Linked DNA regions of Homo sapiens: region 2 is linked to region 1. A link is a loop called in an ENCODE intact Hi-C map of the cell type or tissue named here. Cell type or tissue: mesothelial cell of epicardium. All regions are shown on one strand. Links, peaks and the distances in the headings refer to the core of each region. The heading gives the core; the rest is flanking DNA. Region 1 overlaps MAPK4 (mitogen-activated protein kinase 4). Region 2 overlaps MAPK4 (mitogen-activated protein kinase 4).

Region 1 (5,372 bases), core at 142-5,141:
GTGTGCATGAAGAAAATGGAGAAGAGGGTGACAGTGGGCTAATTGTTGGCTAGGGACAAGTGCAAAGGGTGTTAGAAGGGGAGTGAGTTCTCATCCATTCCTGGCCCATCTTAAAAGAAAGCAACAGTGATGGATTTTACTTGTGGTACTACTCACTTCAATTTGGTGATGAAAATTTGATTTGTGGTTTCCTCTCACAGGGCTCTTCATCACACAGTAATTGATACATCTCCAAGAAGCTCTTGAGGAAATCTATTCCAACAGGTCCCATCAGCACCCAGGGAGCCTAGCAGGGATCTCAGCAGGCTCCACCTCCCCTGTCATCCCCCTTCCTCCTTCAGTCTGTGGGGTTTCATCAGAAGCCTGAGTAGGCTGGAGGAGGAGGAGGCAGGGGTCACACCAAAGGGATTGAAGACCAGTGTTGGCAAACGGTCTGTTCTCAGTAGTAGGGGCATCAAGCAATAGGTCACCTTTGTTGAGGTGGCTTTGCTGCTCAAAACCAACACAGTAGATGTGGGAATGGGCTGCAGGATTGGGAGCCAGCGGCTGCCTCAGGTGAGAAGGGTGAGAAGGGCAGGTAAGAGCAGGAAGTAATGGGTGTGACCAAGGGCAAAGTTTGCCCTGATCAGGGGAAGACATATGGCCTGAATACCTCCCCAAAGGCTGCCCCACACCTTTTGCTAATGACATGCCCATGCTCTTACTAGGTGGTTGCTAAAAATGTTTGTACAAATGCCCAAGGGGACTTCCATCAACCTATGGCTGGCTAAGGCCAAGCTGCTTTTTTCCTGCTTCCATCTGCTGTTTGTTTCTGAGCGAAGCTTGCCCTACAGTGGGAACCATCCTAGACGTCTGTTCCTTGAGTCACTTAAGGGTGTTCTGCCTTCTCTCTTTCATGGTGTTTACTGTTGGCCCTGCTCCGTGGAACAGCACTAGAATATAAACTGCCATATTCTCTAATAATGTCAATTGTGTGAGTCTCGCCTCCTCCGATACTAGTAAATCTTAGGGCAGAAACTTAAATCGATTACAGAACTTCTTTTATACCCCTCCTTTGCTCCCTGCTCTGCCTGGCATCAGGTAGTAGCTGGATGATATACTGAGATGCCTGAATTTCCCTTGGAAACCCAAACACATCTGCCTTTCCATTGTCCATCAATACTGCTCCTGGGGCCTTCCACCTTCTGCTTACCCAGTAGCACAGCTTGATGCCTGTATTCATCCTCACTCTGTGAGCACTGAAGGAGGAGGAGTTTGCATGTTCATCCTGGGCACTCTCAACATCCTAAAATGCACGAGTGCTTTTGCTTAAAAAGCAAGGCAGCAAGATGTATTCACTATCTGTGGCTGTAGCAAACCACCCCATGATTCAGAAGCTTAAAACGGCAAAGGTTTATTTGCTTACAGATCCTTTGTGTCAGGCATTTGGAAGCTGCTTAGCTGAGTGGTTCTAGTTCAGGGACTCTCATGAGGCTGCAGTCATGGTGTTGGTGAGGGCCACAGACATCTGGAAGCTTGTCTTGGGCTGAAGGATCAGCTTCCAAGGTCACTCATGTGGCTGGAGGCGTTGGTTCCTCTCTGCAGGTCTTTCCATAGGGGCTTATCACACGGCAGCTGCCTCCCTCCAGGGCACACACGTGATCCAAGAGAGCAACCGAGCAGTTACGGTACCTCTACAACCTGGACTCTGAAATGGCATGGTCATTGCCCTTTTCTTTCTCTTCATTAGAAGTGAGCCACTGAGTCCAGCCCACATTCAGATGAAGGGGAATTATGCTCAACTTTGTGAAGAGAGTGTCAAATAATTTTTGAACATATTTTAAACCATCACACAAAGCAGGTGAGCAGAAGAGTTGAGTTCATCCTTTGCCAGTAACTTATTTTCCCATGTGGGTGGCTTGGGAGCTGCTCTGGGGAACTCCATGCACCTGTGGGTAGAATGTGGTGAAGGGTTGAGATCCAAGAGTTAGTCTGACAACAGTTACTGGGATACGTGACATGTCCTAGGAGTTTGGGGACCTAGGAAAGTTACATGTAAATTTTTACTGTCACAGAGCTCACAGGCAAATGAAACTTTTAATAATAAGCACCATACAATTATCATTGTCCTTTTGAAAGCATTATCTATTGATGAGACTTCTGCTATTTCTAGAATTATGAAGAATAGGGCAGCTTAAAAAGAGGTGGGCTTATCTGCTGGAGGGTTAGAGCCCTTTCCTTCCACTGGGCCTCAGATTTCTCATATGTAAAGTGGAGAGGGACCCATTCAGTGGGTCTGTACCCTGGCTGCTTGTTGGAGCAACTCAGGGAACTTAAACAAAATACTCTAGAAGTTCTGATTCACTCAGTCTGGGATGAAGTCTGGCTACAGGATCTCCTCAGATGAGAACCACTGGGCTGGCTGATTATGAAGATCTTACAGACTCTGACACTCAGTGGCTCCTAGTGGCAAGCTCTCCTGTTCTGTGGTACAGCGAGGATGCTCAGGTGCGGGTGCCCTTACTGAGAAAGCTAAATCCTGACTCTACCACCTATCCCCACCCTAGTCACACAGAGTGGCCTAAGAAAGTGCAGGGCTACCTTGTGAATTAATGAGCTCCCTGATGTTAGAATGGCTCAGCCTGGGACCATATCACAGAGATGTTATGGTTGTTGCACCAAGAATTCCTGCACTGGGCAGGTGGGTAGACTAGGCCAGTGGTTCTCAAACTGTAGTCTGCAGAGCAGCATCAGTAGCCGCACCTAGAAGTTTTTTAGCAAGGCTCATTCTGTTATAGAATTCCTTTGGTGCTGCTTCACCAGCCAGAAATCTCTACAGCTGCTGCTGCCTCTGCCTGGGGCCTCACTCCAGCCCACTGGGCTCACTCCACCTGCTTGGCCTGGCAGACTGTGCTTGGCTTGTGCCCTGGCCCAGATCCCATGCCCGCTACAGTTCTGTGCTCAGCTCCTAGCTGGATTGAGCATGACACGAGCAGCTTCCATGTTGGGCACCAGTGTCTAGATGAGGGGAACGCAGTGATGCCCCAAAACTCAGAGATGCCAGCAATCATGGAGCCCCAAGGGGTGTTACAGCTCTTGCTCAGAAAGTCCCAAGGTCTGAGTCTGCAAGAAAAGTCACAGCTCTTTATTCTTGTAGCTCAGTGAGTGGAGGCATATTACAGCTCTCTTTCTACCATAGTCTGGTGAGTGAGAGCATGTCACAGCTCTTTTCGTTCCTGCTGCCCACAGCTCATTGAGTTCTGGGTTCATGTCCTGTGACCAAGAGGAATGAGGTGCATGGACACTAGGGAGTGAGTAAGGGAGAGAAGAATTTTATTGATCAACAGAAGGAAAGCTCTCAACTGAAAGAGGGGACCCTGAAAGCAGGTTCTGTCTGTGAGGCTGAGTTTGGGGGTTTTATGGGCCTAGAATGAGAGAATGTGTGTTTATTGGTCCATGGGTGGTCTTTGGAAAAAGCACCATTCGATTGGTTAAAAGGCATCATTCAGAAGGAACCAATCAGCCAGGTGCGGTGGCTCACGCCTGTAATCCTAGCACTTTGGGAGGCCAAGGTGAGTGGATTGCCTGAGCTCAGGAGTTTGAGACCAGCCTGGGCAACATAATGAAACCCCATCTCTACTAAAAATGCAAAAAATTAGCCAGGCATGGTGGTGTGCACCTGTAGTCCCAGCTACTTGGGAAGCTGAGGCATAAAAATTGTTTGAGCCCAGGAGGTGGAGGTTGCAGTGAGCTGAGATTGCGCCACTGCACTCCAGCCTGGGCAACAGAGCAAGACTCTGTCTCCAAAAAACAAAAAACAGGAAACAAGGAACCAATTGATAGAGAGGGAGGGTAAGATGGGGATAGAAGTTATCACTAGTCATGGACTCTATGTGGAACTGGCAGCTCAGTTTTCAGGCTTTAAACTGTCTTTGGATTGTAGGTCGGGTTTCACTGGGGACCCGTTCCTGTCTGCCTAGGAATTTGTCTCCTGTTGCTATCAATTCTCCCTTCTCTTCACACTGAATCAGAATTTCTGGATCTCTGGGGCTGGACCCTAACAACCTGGGTTTTACAAACCTTGCAGGTGATCTTGATGCATTTAAAGCTAGAGACACACTGTACTAGAGGACTTCTCAAAGTCCCTCTGACCCTAAGCTTTCCTCTTCACAGCAGTGAATTGGGGGCATAAATGTCTGTCTTTAGGCACAAATGCTTCAGGGCATATTGAGGATTGAGTAAGATCCTGTTCATCATAATTGCTATGCTTTCACTGAAGAGTGCCTGAAGTCTTCTTGCTCCTTGAGGACTGATGCTTGCTGGGAGTTCAACTGGGAGAGATTTCTGGATAAAAACCAATGTGTTTATCGTCCTTAAGCATCTAAATACCGTTTGCTACTTTACAGCATGTCTTAGCTGCTGCTTGCTACAGCCAGGGAGTCTGTCCAAGCCCTTTATGTCTCTTCTCTATTAAAGAAGAATCACACAGACCTATGGGATGTTCTGGGGTTATGGTGGAGGAATCAAATCAGAGAGTGCAAATCCTAATTTCCCATCCACTTCGTGTACCCCTGGCAGTGACCGAACATGAGGCTGGATGAACTGCGGAACTAAGCCTCTAGGGCATGTCTCATGTTCTTAAAAAAAAAGCCAAAAACAAAAACAACAGATCCTCTTTTTATAACTTTAGCAGTGCAGCCTCCTGAAATTGAAGATAGTGAAAATATGAGAGAGTATTTGAACTCTGCATGATGTATGAATTGTGTATTGTTCCCTAGCTATAGACTGTGTCCCCAACTCTTGCTAGCCACCTTGCAGTGTTTGTCCTTGTGGCACATGTTACAAACCCAGGTAATAATAAGCCTTAGTTAAGCACTAGTTCTCTCTACCGCCTATGACAGAAGAATCTTGACTGTACTTGTCAGTTGGAGTCATCTATTCCTTGTATTTATCTTTAATAATCACTGAAGGAGTTCATTTAATTCAGGAGCTTACAAGGATAACAAAAGAATTGGATGACAATGACTAGCATGAAACCAAGAGACTGACCTGCACACAAAATGCTAGTCAACATAAACTGTGAATATTGATTACAAACTACAAATATCAGTAGCGTTAACTCCGGACTCTCCTATTCAAGGAGCTGATGATACCCACAGCCTTGCATAACTGAAGGAAATGGCTTTGTTTGGTTCCTGTATAAATGTTTCTTGTCCATCATTTGATTCTGTGTTGGAAAGGTCATTTTCCTATGTAAAAAAGAAATTGTGTTATAATGCTAAATTACGCTAAGTTTCTGCCTGGTGTTTTTAGGTTCTCAATCTACAGGATCACTTAGGATGCTTTAAAAATAATAAAGATGCTTGGGTGTCAGCCCCAGAGGTTCTGATTTA
Region 2 (5,372 bases), core at 240-5,239, 140 kb after region 1:
AGGACATTAAGAGAAAGCCATGTCTGAATAGCTAAGAAAGTCTTTATTGTGTTTTGTTTTTGAGACAGTCTCGTGCTGTCCCCCAGGCTGGAGTGCAACGGCATGATCTTGGCTCACTGCAACCTCCACCCCCCATTTCAAGCGATTCTCATGTCTCAGCCTCCCGAGTAGCTGGGATTACAGGCATGTGCCACCACACCCAGCTAATTTTGTATTTATAGTAGAGACGGAGTTTTGCCATGTTGGCCAGGCTGGTCTCAAACTCCTGACCTCAAATGATCCACCTGCCTCAGCCTCCCAAAGTGCTGGGATTACAGGCATGAGCCACTGCACCCAGCCTGCCAAGAAAATATTTATATTGGGCACAGTTAAATCTTAGGCACCATAGGAGCAGATTTATCTAATAAGGAGTAATGAGAGACCCAGAAAATGTAATCTCTCAATCACAGCAATGAGGGAATTATTCAGTGCTATGCTGGGCTAGTCACTCTTTCATTCATGATGCTAACTTCTTCCAGTAAGTATTTAAAATACATGCTATATATAAAACATATATTAATATGATATGTTAATATTAATTATATGTTAATGTAACATTAAGTAACAAGAAAAGGTAAAATAGGTTGGGCATGGTGGTTCATGTCTGTAATCCCAGCACTTTGGGAGGCCGAGGTGGGCGGATTGCCTGAGGTCAGGAGCTCCAGACCAGTCTGGCCAACATGGTGGAACCCCGTCTCTACTAAAAATACAAAAAAATTAGCTGGGCGTGGTGGCATGCACCTGTAATCCCAGCTACTTGGGAGGCTAAGACAGGGGAATTGCTTGAACCAGGACGGTGGAGGTTCCAGTGAGCCGAGATCGTGCCACTGCACTCCAGCCTGGGCGACAGAGCAAGACTCCACCTCAAAAAAAAAAAAAAAAAGGTAAAATAAAAACAATGGCAGGAAAGTCAGATGAAGCTGAAGTCAGGGCTTATGTCCAAACATTTAGGCCCTGAGTACAAACGTCTTCATTTGCCCCCTGGACTCTCAGGAGCCCCTACAGTTTTCCCTCTGGTGGATTTTGTGCTTTGGGTGGATCCTTGACCACGTGCTGGGGATACAAGTCTGAGTAAGACATAGTCTCTGTCCTCAAAGGTCTGATGGTCCAGCAGGGGACACAAAAGGGTTAAAAACAAAACAAAAAAAAATACACAGTGAACCTATCTGTGCCCAGGGTGAGCCATCCTGCTATCTTATTTTTCCAACTGAAATTGCACAGACCTCCCAGTTCCGTATTTTCCAGCCAATTCAAGGCAGGGGAGAAAGGAGGAACAGGTGGGAGGGAGGTCTCGCCCTGGACTCTGACTCAAAGACTCTTCCCACCCTAGCCATAGCCACTAAACCCTGGATGGCTCAACATCTCTGGCCCTGCCCCCACGATCTGGGTCATAGGTGCCTGGCTGCCTCCATTCTCCCAGCCTTGAACCCTCAGCTCACAGGGCTGTGCTCCAGCTGCCCTTCCAACAGGCTGACAACCTTCAGGCCAGACGGAGAAGAGCTGGGCTTCTCCATACCACAGCAGGCAGGTGACTCACTGAGAGCCCAGACGAGACTGTATAATCCACAGTCTATTGGCCTCTCATCTTCAGGCTCACTGTCTGTGGTCACGAGATGGTCGCAATCGCTTTCAGGTTCTCATGCAGAAGTGTCCAACGAAGAAAGGTAGGGAGGGGTCAGCCAGGGCAGCCAAACAGCTCTCCTCACATTTCTCTCTTACCAGGGAGGAACACCTTCCCCGGAAGTCCTTCCAGGAGATTCCTGTCCCTGTTTGATTGAATCACATGGCCTCCCCTTATTGCAAGAGAGGCAGGGAAGGCAACAGCTGGTGTGACATGGAAAGGACCTTCTTTCAGTAGGAAAGGGACATTGACCATAGTATCCTCCATGCTTCACACCTTCTCCCATTTTCAGTGGTGGCTTAGTAGACTCAGTGTTAAGATGCCTCCCCCAAGTGACGTCTGTCACAAAGAATCACTCACGGATGATTAGGACATAAATCCCCAAGGTGGAATTATTCCATCAGCTTCTCTCAAAGCCACTCTTCCCCACTCCTAGAAGCAAAGGAAGTCAAGAGTTATTAAACATCTGCTACAAGCAAGGTATTTCTCCCGGAGCCTTCATCTGCCAACACACTTGACTCCTTATAATACTCATTCCAAGTATAAATAATCATCCTCATTCCACAAGGGGTGGGGGAGCTAGGTCTGCCTCCAGGGCTGTCTGCCACCAAAGCTCTTGCTTTCCGCCCCAGGCCATGGATTCCCAGGGAGGCCCCACTGGCTGCCTCCCATATGACACCATTGATCTCGGGCAGGAGCAGACAAGTGAAAGAGGCTCATTCTCTGCCCCCACCCCCGCTGTGGTTGAAGAAGCTACTCCAAGCAGAAGGTTGTGTATTACTAGTTTGTGTGTCACACAGGAGAGGGGTCAGGGGCTTGGGAGCAAGGTCCCACCATCTCTGTCTGCAGCTTGATCACCCATTGACCTCATGGTCCCCTGGTGGGTGGTGTGGAGTACACATTTGGAGAGAGGACCCCACAGGGGGCTTCCAGAGCCCTGAACTGACCCAATGAGTCCACTGCAGGGAGAGGCCAAAAGGACCTCTTCAGGAGAGAGCCTGAGGCTGCAGGCACTTCTTCGGTCAGTATTCACATGTGCTTAGGGCCACACAGGGAACTGTGGGGGCACCTGGGAGAGCCCTCATCCTAGGCTGGATGACTGGAAGACTGGAATCCCATGGGAATTCATGGCAAGGGGAGGGCCCTCTGTGCAGCTGGATGGGCAGGGAAGACTTCTTGAGGAAGGAGAGGTATGGCTGAAGTTTTAACCTAGTACAGCTAAGTGGAAAGGCAACTCAATCAAAAAAGAGAAAATGGAAGTACAGAAGAACAGCCTGGAGGTCAGAGAAGGACAGCAAGGAGACCCATCTGTCCAGAGCCAGAAATGCCATACGGTGGCCAGTGGTTGTCTGGGTGTGGGAGGTGAGTTGAGTTTCTGAGACAAAGACTGAAGCTTCTTATGAATGAAAACTATGCCTCACCGATTCCCAGCAGTCAGCGTGATGCCTGGCATGGAGAAGGTGCTCGATAAATAACTATTTATGGAATGAGGGAATAAATGAATGTTTGAGTCCATCCTGTCCCACCAAAGTGCCCCTGCAAACCTGGCATAGCCTGGCCTGCCTTCCTTCTCCCAAGGATCACAGAGGCCATGTGCTCAAGATACATCCCAAACCCAATTTGTTATTCCTGATTTGTTTTTCTCTTGAAAGTTTCCTAGATGGAACCCTCTTAATTAGAAACCAAAAGGTATGGCTCATTCCCAGCCTTAAAACTGTTTCCTTCCCCATCCTAGTAAAGATTGTGCAGAGAGGTCTATGGGAAGTTGCACTTGGAAGGCCTTGAGCCAGGCTGTTCCCATTCTTTAGTGCTGACTTATATCCAGCTGGTCTGAGACACAGAATGCTAGGGGAATAGATGGGGCCTTGCAGACTACCAGATTCAACTCCCTTTTTCTACTTTTGACAAAGCCAAGCCCCAGAGATGTCAGCCACCTGCCCACAGTTGAGCAGCAAATGAAGACCAGAACCCCGGTCCCAGCCCAGTGCTGCCCCACTGCCCTGTGTTGTCCCTCCCAGAACACCTGGCACTGCTTTTGGGCTACTGCACACCACAGCCCCTTGGACAGCACACTTAACCATCTGGCATTGCCTCCCCAGGGGCCCATGAGCTGGAGCAGATGCAACTCATCCTGGAGACCATCCCTGTAATCCGGGAGGAAGACAAGGACGAGCTGCTCAGGGTGATGCCTTCCTTTGTCAGCAGCACCTGGGAGGTGAAGAGGCCTCTGCGCAAGCTGCTCCCTGAAGTGAACAGTGAAGGTACCTGAGCCTGGCAGCCAGGCCAAGTGTCCTGGGAGGATGAGCTAGGCTCCACCTTGCGGGGTAGGGGGCAGGCAGGTCTCCTTCCAAAAGGGCAAAGCATGGTCCTTGGATATAAAAGTCAAGGCTCCCCTGCCAGTGGGCCTTTGCCCTAACTACTTCCAAGCTGTGGATGCTGGGCCTCAGGAGTCCATTAGGGGCAGTCATTAGTGTTCTACCCTTGTTTCTGCTGCCTTTTGCTTCTCATCTTCCTTGCTCACCTTCCTCCCTCTCTTTCCTTCATCCTCCCTCACATTTTTGTCCTGGAAGGCTTGGTGTGCTGCAAAGAACAGGAGCTTCCTCAGCCTGAGGGCAAGACCCAGGTCCCATTCCACCAGTGATGAGCTGTGTGGCCTCAGGCAAGGACCGCCCTTCACTCCTCAGGCTTACTCCCTCTACTGTATATTCAAGGCTCAGCAGGCCTGGGAAGAGGCCAAAGGCTCTAGCTGCCTCTAGCTCTCAGAGGCTCAGGAGACCCAGTCTCGGTGACAGCATCCCTCAGCAGCCGAAACGTCCATCTTGTGACAGGTGCAGAACAAGGGAGGCAGGCCCCAAGACCACACTGGGGGCATTAATTCTGAGCTCCATTTATTACAGGACAGAAATAGACCAAAGGTGATGAATCTGATGACAAAAACTCAGGTGCGGCACAGGTGAAAGGCGGGCTCTGGATGAAGCAGGGTTGAGGGGCTCAGTGTCCTGCCCACCTGCCTCTCAATCTCCAGACATGCTCCTGAGAACCCTTCCAGAACCCCTGGGGCTCTGAGCAGCTCAGTTTGGAATCCACTGGGCCAGAGGAAGGTGACAAGATTGTACAGAAGCTTCATTATCTAAGAAATGACTTAAAAACATCCGGGGAGGGTGAGCCTAGGGAGGAGGAGTTTCTGAGGGGCGGTGGCTTAGGAGTTAAGGTGAAGCTTGTACAGTAGCAGATAACCCTGAAATCTCCGTGGCTTAACCCACTTACAGTTTATTCATTGTTTACTTCACTTCCAGGCAGAGTTGGGAGCATGGATGGGCAGGGGAGGATGAGTGGCTGTGCCCGGGACCCAGGCCATCAGGTCTGCCATCTTCAGCAGGTGGCTTTCAAGGTCACCTTGGGCATTCCCTTCCAGCCAAAGCCAGGGGAAGAGAGAGCAGAGACTCTTGCAGGAGGTTTTTCTGGGTCAGGCCTGGAAGTGGGGTACACACAGCACTTCCACCCCCATTCCATCAGCCCCAGGCACACAGCCATTTCTCACTGCAGGAGGGGCTTGGAAAGGCAGGTCAGAAGGGTGCCAGGATGGATGTCACATGGGACATGACTGCTGCCTTGAAACAGAAGAGGGGAAATCGTGGGACAGAGAGGACATGCTGCTTTGGGGAAACCACTGAAGGCAGAGGTAGGCCCTAGGGTAGAAGTTAAAGGGGGA

What was found. Peaks named below come from ENCODE experiments on the same cell type or tissue, not always from the same donor. Only the 100,000 strongest peaks of a DNase experiment are listed, where the experiment ranks them.
Region 2: a loop joins it to region 1, with 10 times the contacts of the local background. A loop is called at or near these places in 1 of 110 quality-filtered maps.

What each region holds. Positions count from the first base shown.
Region 1 is chr18:50,579,806-50,585,177 of GRCh38, forward strand. All of the region lies in intron 1 of MAPK4 (mitogen-activated protein kinase 4), which reads left to right. Among named protein-coding and RNA genes, the nearest start is that of MAPK4, 22 kb to the left of the region's middle. In mesothelial cell of epicardium, for the core only: no CTCF peak of the experiment used is centred there; no DNase peak of the experiment used is centred there.
Region 2 is chr18:50,718,179-50,723,550 of GRCh38, forward strand. MAPK4 (mitogen-activated protein kinase 4) reads left to right here. Exons shown (of 6, transcript NM_002747.4): 4 at 3,760-3,921. Among named protein-coding and RNA genes, the nearest start is that of MRO, 99 kb to the right of the region's middle. RefSeq lists enhancers at 3,298-3,798, 3,799-4,299. In mesothelial cell of epicardium, for the core only: no CTCF peak of the experiment used is centred there; a DNase peak (open chromatin) is centred at 2,310.